2 separate regions of the Homo sapiens genome follow, and region 1 is linked to region 2. A link is an interaction called in ENCODE POLR2A ChIA-PET data of the cell type or tissue named here. Cell type or tissue: GM12878. All regions are shown on one strand. Links, peaks and the distances in the headings refer to the core of each region. The heading gives the core; the rest is flanking DNA.

Region 1 (4,396 bases), core at 287-4,286, 82 kb before region 2:
GCTGGTCTCGAACTCCTGGGCTCAAGCCATCCTCCCACCTTGGCCTTCCAAATTGTTGGGATTACAGGCATGAGCCACCATGCCCAGCCAGTGTGTATTTTGTTAGTACTCTTTATTTCATGTACTTTTACAAACTTGCTGGTATTTTACTGATCTGGAAATCACTGGAATTGAAACAGATTTTTAAACTCCAGTGATTATTTTTGTAAAATAAATACTATGACTTTATAATTAAGTGATTTATTTTCATATTCTCTATAACACAAAGTAGCAGTGACTTAATTAAATATGTATTCATCATTTGTGGCCACCCAGCATTTTTAAATAGCTTTCTTACATTTTGGTAATTTCCTATAGTACAAGTTTTAACTTCCCAGGATAGATGCCAGAAAATTTATATTCTCAAACCCCCTCACAGGTAAGGTAGAGGTATATGAGCAGGTATATACTTCTTACTTGATATTGCATGAACAACATCAGGTAGCAATCTTGAGTGAGAGGGTTTATTTTTTGATAAAGGTGGTAGTAGGAGTTTCTGGTTGTTCCAGGTTCTTGGTATCAAAGGTGCCAACTAGTGCTGACCGTGTAGTTTTTCTTGGAGAACCTTCTAAGTGTGGTTGGGCTTGTTTTCTGGCTTTTTGTCATCTAAGTTTGGCTCTCTGACTCTTGACAGAGCTTCTATAAGCTCCCTACTAATCCTTAAATAAATTCCTTTTCTGCTTCAGCTAGCCAGAGGAGATTCTGTTGTTGTCAGATAAATAAGAAGGTTGACTGATGGACTTGATATGAATGGTTAATTTTTCTAAAATATAATATTATGTGTTATTCATCTTAGAAAATATAAATAAATATCTTGCTTCCCTTTTTCATGCCATCAATTTGTGTACATTTTATTATTTCTTAAAACTCCTTTTTTTTTTTTTTTTTTACTAAATTGCAATGTCTTTGAGAGTGAGGTCCATGTTTTCTCACCTCTTTGTGTTGTCACACATGGTAAGCATTCAATAAAAGTTTATAAAACTATAATAGTAAAGTTAGGATACTTTAAAACTTAATTTTCTTTTGGAAATCTAGTGTTTTTGCCAAATCGTGCATGGCTAAAATAACCTTAGGCACAGCTTCTATTAGTATTTCACAGAGTAACAGGCAAACATGCCACAGCCCAGTAAGGAGCAACATCAAAAATGAGAGCTGATCCAGAAAAAAAAATTGAACCAATTTTCTTGTTTATTCAGTATTGTTTATGTACCCTGTTTTTAAAAATAGCAAATGTTATTTTTGCAAATATCCTTAGGCAGCCTTTTGGTATTTTCCCAACATTGAAGGCTTAATTTTTTGAGCTAGTATTTTAGAAACATGCACTGCTTTATCTGCCTTTAGTACTGTACTTTTGGATAAATTTTTTAAATGAGAATAATTCTGGAAGATGGCTTTGTCTGCCTTACCAGCAAAATGTGATGTACTTCAGCATTTTTTTTTCTTTTTTGAGACGGAGTCTCGCTCTGTTGCCCAGGCTGGAGTGCAGTGACGTGATCTTGGTTCACTGCAAGCTCTGCCTCCTGGGTTCACACCATTCTCGTGCCTCAGCCTCCCGAGTAGCTGGGACTACAGGCGCTTGCCACCACGCCCAGCTAATTTTTTGTATTTTTAGTAGAGACGGGATTTCACCGTGGTCTCGATCTCCTGACCTCGTGATCTGCCCACCTCAGCCTCTCAAAGTGCTGGGATTACAGGCGTGAGCCACTGCGCCCAGCCACTTCAGCATTTTTAAGATACTGTTTTTAATTTTTAACTATAAGTGTTAAAGTTTTTTTAAAAATGGCTGATTATATATATTAACTCTAGAGATCTTCAGCAGGCTCCCATTCCCTATTTACTACACTACTGAGGATCAGGAAAGAGACTCCATAGTTGTATTTCTAAAGGTAAAGGGCTGTTCTGCCTTATGCTGGCCTATACCAGCCATGTACTTTTTTGTCCTTCCTCACATCTCTTTAGTATTCATAGTCTGAGGCTAGATTCCATAATCCTCCCCTGAAAGGTACAGTGTATGAGGAACAGCAGCAGTGTGAGTAGCAGCCCTTGATTAGCTTCAGATAGTGCACACAGATGGCATTATCACACTTCAACTGTGTCATGAATTTTCTTCCTCTTCTAGGAGCAAGTCAGTTGGTGCTAACTTTGGCCTACCAGGCAAACTGTGTTTCTGTCTCTTATACTGACCTGCTAGGAAAACCTGGGGGAAGTTATTTCACCTTTCTGTATGTCCTTAATATTCGCAGCAGGTAAATAATTTGTGAAATTACCTTATCACCAATCTTTATATTGGCCAAAAGTTGCTTTTCACTGCTTTAGGCAAAGCAAGTCCATAAAAGTTTTTTCATCTACTCCAACTTTCCCTTTCATTTTCTTCCCCAAGCACTAGCTGTCACTCTTTCACTTCTGCAGAACATGTAACACTCTTCTCTGTCAGAACAAAATGTATTTCATTGATGTTAGTCATGTATGCACTGCCTTCAGGATTCCCAGATTTTTTTTTTTTTTTTGCTGTCCTTTCCCTACTTAGTGTTGACTCTTCACATCTATTCTACTATTTGGCGCTTCCTAGTTCCTTTATCTTATTTCCTTTGGAAAAAAACAAAGTGTCACATTTAATTTTGAAAATAGAAATCTGCCATAAACAACATTATATTTTACTTATATGTATAACCAAAAAGGGAGAATTTCTAGACTTACAGTCTGAGATGTTTTATAACTAATAAGTGATTTTATAGTGAGCTCATAGTCAGGATTAATTATGACAAGATTAACCAAAATCAGTTTTCTCTGCCAAGAATAGTAATAAACAAACCCAGTTTCTGACGGTTGATTCTAAGATACAGTATCCTATTACAAACTTTTAAACAAACTCTGAATTAAATTTTATGGGAAATAACTTGAAAACTTTGCCTGTTGTTAATAACAGTACATTGAAGAAAAATATTCTACCCTTCTCAGTACATAAAGTGTAGAGAAATTCAGTTTCATGGTAAAGTACACAGTATCTATAAATTTAACATAAACGTGATTAAATCATTTGATTTTTTTTTAGCTTTGAAAAATTGATTTCAGACTTATTTTATTTTACACACTCTCTAGTTTAAAAGTCACAGAGTATCTTTAAGGCTACTAAAAGGCAGCAGTCTTACCCAGCTGAACTTCAAGCCCATGACTCAGAATCAGCTACCTTTAACTTTTAGCTATTTCTTCTGGTAATCATGTTCACATTTCTAAATAAATGCTATGTTGCTATTTCTTGATTTTTCCATTTGGCATTATCTGTTGCTATTTATCTGTGGAATTCTTTTACACCTACTTCCACTGATAGGGAAGCTCTGTTCCTCTTCTTAATTTTGTTCTTTTCTGCCTCGTCCATCTCATATATTATTGTTGATTAATAATTTAGCTCTGTCTCATTTTTAACCCCCAAACTAACCATTATTACTGTTTTTATAATGTATTTTTTATTCATATTTACCCATGATTAAGTGTATTTTTTCCCAGTTCTTCTCACATTTTAGAACTTCTTTTGGTAATCATCTCTTCTCTTCTAAGTATATACTATAGAAGTATGTTTTCTGTATATTTCAGTTTGGACAGTTTCTCTCTCTGTCTTCAAGTTCACTAATCTTTTCTTCTGCCGTGTCTAATCTGTCATAAATCGCATTCTGTGTATTTTCATCTCAGACATTGTAGTTTTTATCTCCAAAAGTGTAGTTTGGGTCTTCTTTATATCTCTCATGTCTCTACTTAAGTTTTTGACCAAATGGAATAATATAGTTTCAATAACTACTTTAATGACCTTATTGCTAAATCTTTTTTTTTTTTTTTTTTTTTTTTTTGAGATGGAGTTTCACTCTTGTTGCCCATGCTGGAGTGCAGTGGTGCGATCCTGGCTCACTGCAACCTCCACTTCCCAGGTTCAAGCGATTCTTCTGCTTCAGCCTCCCAAGTAGTTGGGATTACAGGCATGCACCACCACGCCCAGCTAATTTTGTATTTTTTTTTAGTAGAGACAGAGTTTCACCATGTTGGTCAGGTTGGTTTTGAACTCCTGACGTCAAGTGATCCACCCACCTCAGCCTCCCAAAGTGCTGGGATTACAGGCACGAGCCACCACGCCCAGCCCTTATTGCTAGTTCTAATATGTGTATCATTTCTGGGTCAGTTTTGATTGATTTTTCTCATCATGGGTCATTTTTCTGCATTGTTGCATGCCTAGTAGCCTTGGTTTGAATGCCAAACATTGTAAATTTTACCTTGGTGAGCGCTGGATATTTTTGGATCTCTATAAATCTTGAGCTTTTTCCTGGAATGCAGTTAAGTTAGTTGGAAACAGCTTTATTATTCTGACTCT
Region 2 (4,396 bases), core at 134-4,133:
TGGGGCTAAATTATCTTTTCTTCTCATCAGGCTGTTTTAAAACATTTTCTCCAACTCAGCCCACAAAGAGAAAATAGAAATTAACACTGACTCATCTACTAAAAGCCAGGTGCTGTGCTAAACATTCATTAGCTTATTCAATTCTCACATCAACACTGGAGGGTAGACACAATTTATCATCCCCTATTTTCACAGAAGAGGAAATAAAAGGCAGAGGATACATGACTCGCTGGTGATCATACAGAGCTAGCACAAAACAGAGGCTGGATTTGAACCTGAATCCGTCTCAATTATGTTCGTGCCCTCCCTTCCCTAAACTCCCCGCTTTGCTCCTTGCAGCCCTAGGGAGAAGTGTCTGGGCTGAACCTACAGCAAAGCTGTGGCATTACTTATTGAGAAGGATCTTGTCTAAGCAGCAGGGTGCCAATCTGGGGGTCTACACCAGCCTCTTGGGCCCTGTGTTCAGTGACCCCTGGGAAGCATTACAGTTACCACAAAGTTACCACAAAGACCCTGGAAACAGGGCCTGGAGCTGTTCACTCCGGGCAAGCATCATCAATTAGCTAACATCTGCCTGATCACAGCATGATCAAAATCGACAGAACTGACTCTGTTATCTGTGGTTGTCAACTCGCTAAGAAAGTTTCTGCAGAGCTGAGTGACTTACAAGAGACTGAGCAGCTACAGGAGAAGCAAGGTTTAACTAAGGCTTCTGCTGGAGAGACTTTTGCTCAGTACCATCTACTGGACAACTTCTGTCTCAAGGCTGAGGAGACATCAAGCTTATCCTGTCCGTCTCCAAACAGGATAGAGCGAACCATGGGATGACAGTGCTAGATGGAAACTCTGACTTATGTAGGTCAGTCCACCCGCTTTATAGATCAGGAAGCTGAGACCTATGAAGATTCATCAACATTACCATAACCATAGTGACTACCATTCATTGAGCACCAATTTGTGCCAGGCACTGGGCTAGGCACCCCCACATATATGCTTTTATTTCATCCTAACCACAGTCCTCGGAGTTAGGAATGATGTTCATTTTACAGCTGACATTATGCTGGTCAAGTGCCCAGGGCTGCACAACCAGCAAGTGGCAGAACCAACATTCACAGCAACTGGAACGGGAGACCAAGCAAGTGAGCACCAGAATTTGGGCCAGATCCAGGTCTCCCAGGCCAGTGCTTTTCCTGCAGAGTCACTCTTTCCTGAACTGAAGCTGTCACAAGGAGTGTTCAGTGTGTTCTCGTGACTGAAGGCAGCTGATTCAACTCCCAACATGCCTGTGCTCTCATTTTACCCTGTGGCGTCCACTTGAATATCTTGACACAGTCAGAGCTCTGTTACAGCACTTTATGCATGGTCACGTGGTACTCACAACATGCCCAAGTAACTGAGAGCGAAAAGCACCAGGGTATGCCTGACACATTGGAAGAACCCACTGCCCAGCTTGGCAGGGCGCCTCAGAGTGTCTTCCAAATACCACCTGCAGCAGAATCACCTGAGATGCACGTTAAGGTGCAGATCATAGGACTCCACCCCTGGCCTACCCAATCAGCCTCTTAGGTGGCAGCACCTAGAAATCTGCATTTTAACAAGTTCCATGGATGACTTGTGTCCACCCAACTGTGAGAACTGCTCTCCACTGAGGTTTCAAAGAGATACATAATACCCAAAGCAGGTATGTAGTCCTTCTTGGCTGGATGTGGGAACTTATTTTGCATCATTCTTCTTCATTCCACCTGCTGGCACAATTGTGAGAAGGATAAATATTCTCAGATCTTAGGGATGCATTGTTTTAATGAAGATTGCCCCATTGTGCAGGATCTGGATTTTATGCAAAAAAATTAAAAAAAAAAAAAGAAGATGGCCCCATTCCCCTACCTCCATCCCACCTATTTAAACAAACAGCAATGGGGGCAGGGACTTTTCATGAGAGGAATGACTTTTGACATTGGTGGCCATGTGCAGTTACTTATTTTCTGGACCGATCTCCTTCAGTACCTGCACAAGATGATGATGTTCCATGTATTCAGGGGTTCCTACACTCACAGACTGAAGTTAAGTGTTTCATTGTGCTGGAAGCTTTGGCCATCTGACCCTTCTACAGACAGCAAAATGTCAAAAGGAATTACTTTCTCTTTAAAGGATAGCTCCCACGCATACGGGTTGAGTGGGTATTTTTCTTTTGTGCTGGAATCCAGAGGCTCCCTCTTGTTCTCAAGGAAAATGTCAGATAACCCACCTGACCCTGCTTATGCACGTCATTCAGGTTGCAAGACACAGAAAGCTTGTGCCTTCAGTCAAGGGGTTCCTTCACATGATAGTGGTCATAACCCCCTTTGCCCTTTATTAAGCCATTGTCCCTCAACTCCAAACCTACCTTTCTATGCTCTGCTCTGTGATGCTGGGACTGGACTCTGCAAATGCCACTTCTCCTTTGCCCACTGGCTCCCATTAGAGTACTCTAGAGGGTGCCTACAAACCTGGGGCATCAAGAAGGAGCAGCTCCTTCCAGTGTGCTTCTGGCTCCTGTCAGGATCACCCCAGCAATGCTCACATTGTCTGTATATGCCAAGCACCAGCTCGTTTTCCGGCATTGTCAGAGCCAGCTTCATTATGCCCCTCCCCAGCAGAGCACTGGCTGACCTCAGAGGCCTGAGTATTTGATTCATGCCCCTCACTTCTAAGCTCTTGAGACACCAGAACCAGCCAAACAAAAATCTCTCCTTAGAGATCTGGGTCCCATTTCTGTGGCGTCCCTCCTCCCAACTCTAGGTCCTGATGGCCTCACCCTTCCGTTTGTTACCCCAGACACGGGGGTAGAAGCAGCATTCTGTGGGTACAGCCTTGGTTGCCCCGATGCCTTCTTTGCCTCCTCAGTCTCAGTCCCATGCCTGTTTAACCAGCTTCTTATATTAAAGTCTCTATGTTGAACCATCTAGTTGGTTTCTTCCTGACTAGACCCTGAAAGTTACCTTGTTCAGGTTGTGGGTACACCTGGCTATGAGGTTCCCCAGCTGGGCATGATGGCCCTACATGGCAAAGGACAACTCCACTTTCGGCCTACTGAGCTGACTAGCATCAGCCTCCAGCTTCACACTGAGAGATACTGACCTCTGCCCTAGCCTCTCGTCGGATGGGATTGTGCAAATATTTGCCTCTGCTGGCCTGCAGCATAACACTTAAGAGCATGGACTCTGGAGGCAAACAGACCTGGATTTAAATCCCAGCGCCACCATGTCTGGCCACACATTTCCTAATTTCTCTAAACCTTTCTTCATTTACAACACAGCAAGAATGATACCCACCAGGGTGGGTGCCACGGGGCGGGGGGCGGGGGTGGAGCAATAAGCAGAAGTGACGTGTGCCCCTTGAAAGGAACGGTCCTAGCCTCTCCTTCACCTCCTGCTTTCTGTTGGCAAGATGTGGAGGTGATGGCACAACATCTTCAGCCATGGGGACAAAAGTGACATCCCAAGGGAGTAACCAGCAAGAAGAAAACGAACAGGCCTTGAACTCTTTACTCTTGAATTTTTACACGAGACATAAAAGTATATTTTAAAGAGTCTGTTGAGTGATTATACACAAGCTGAAACGATACCCTAACTAATAGCACGGGCAATGGGCTCCCCTCCCTCAAAGAGTATGTTTTTGCTGTCAGGACATTTTCTGAGAAGATACCGCCGCCCTCATCTCCAATTGGCCAGGGATATTAGAGGATCCTATACCAGGGTCTTCTGAGGAAATGCTGTCTGCCTGAACTCTTCCTCAGTGCCTTTGTTGGGCTTTACATCTTGCTGGTCCCTGCGGTTGACTGTTAACAAAGATTGTTCAACAGCTCTTTCCAAAGAAAGAGCAGGTTCACAGGGAGTTCTGGACAGACCACATAAGAGGGTGTTGTCCTGTTAGAGTCCCACGCAGAGGGTGGGGCCTCCCCTGCCCCTGCCACCCAGCACGTACAGAGTATGTCCCTTTCCCACTCCCAGCACATACAGAGTATGTCCCTGCAGCCTCTGGGTTTTCATTACCGCACTTACATTTGCTGAAATTAATCTCATGCCTAACTCTCCCACTAAGTTGTGAGTTTTTTCAAAGATAAAAACAGTGTCTCACGCCAGTATACAATGCTTAGCATTTAGAAATGCTTAATCATATAAATACTTATTTTTAATTCACTCATAAAACCCAATGTCTTTCCTTAGGATAAAGTTATACTGCAAAGGCTGTGACCTCCATCTTCCTCTCGAGTCTGGCTGTGGGCTGAGTCACACACACCTGCCCGTCATCCTTACTGGCTCCTTGGCAACTCACTTTTATTCTGTCTGCAAACCACCTTCAGGAATTTGAGTGGAGGAGACAGAACAAGGATTGAGGAGAGAGGCATTGTGATCCT

The links. Peaks named below come from ENCODE experiments on the same cell type or tissue, not always from the same donor. Only the 100,000 strongest peaks of a DNase experiment are listed, where the experiment ranks them.
Region 1: POLR2A ChIA-PET joins it to region 2 with 7 read pairs; 3 of 35 experiments call an interaction of 5 or more read pairs at or near these places.

Annotation. Positions count from the first base shown.
Region 1 is chr9:5,974,925-5,979,320 of GRCh38, reverse strand. All of the region lies in intron 2 of BRD10 (bromodomain containing 10), which reads left to right. Among named protein-coding and RNA genes, the nearest start is that of MIR4665, 31 kb to the left of the region's middle. In GM12878, for the core only: a CTCF peak has its summit at 2,425; DNase peaks (open chromatin) are centred at 2,130 and 2,420; H3K27ac peaks cover 638 bases.
Region 2 is chr9:5,892,850-5,897,245 of GRCh38, reverse strand. The region is part of intron 2 of MLANA (melan-A); the gene reads right to left. It also overlaps a transcript of BRD10 not described here. Among named protein-coding and RNA genes, the nearest start is that of MLANA, 4.2 kb to the right of the region's middle. In GM12878, for the core only: no CTCF peak of the experiment used is centred there; no DNase peak of the experiment used is centred there.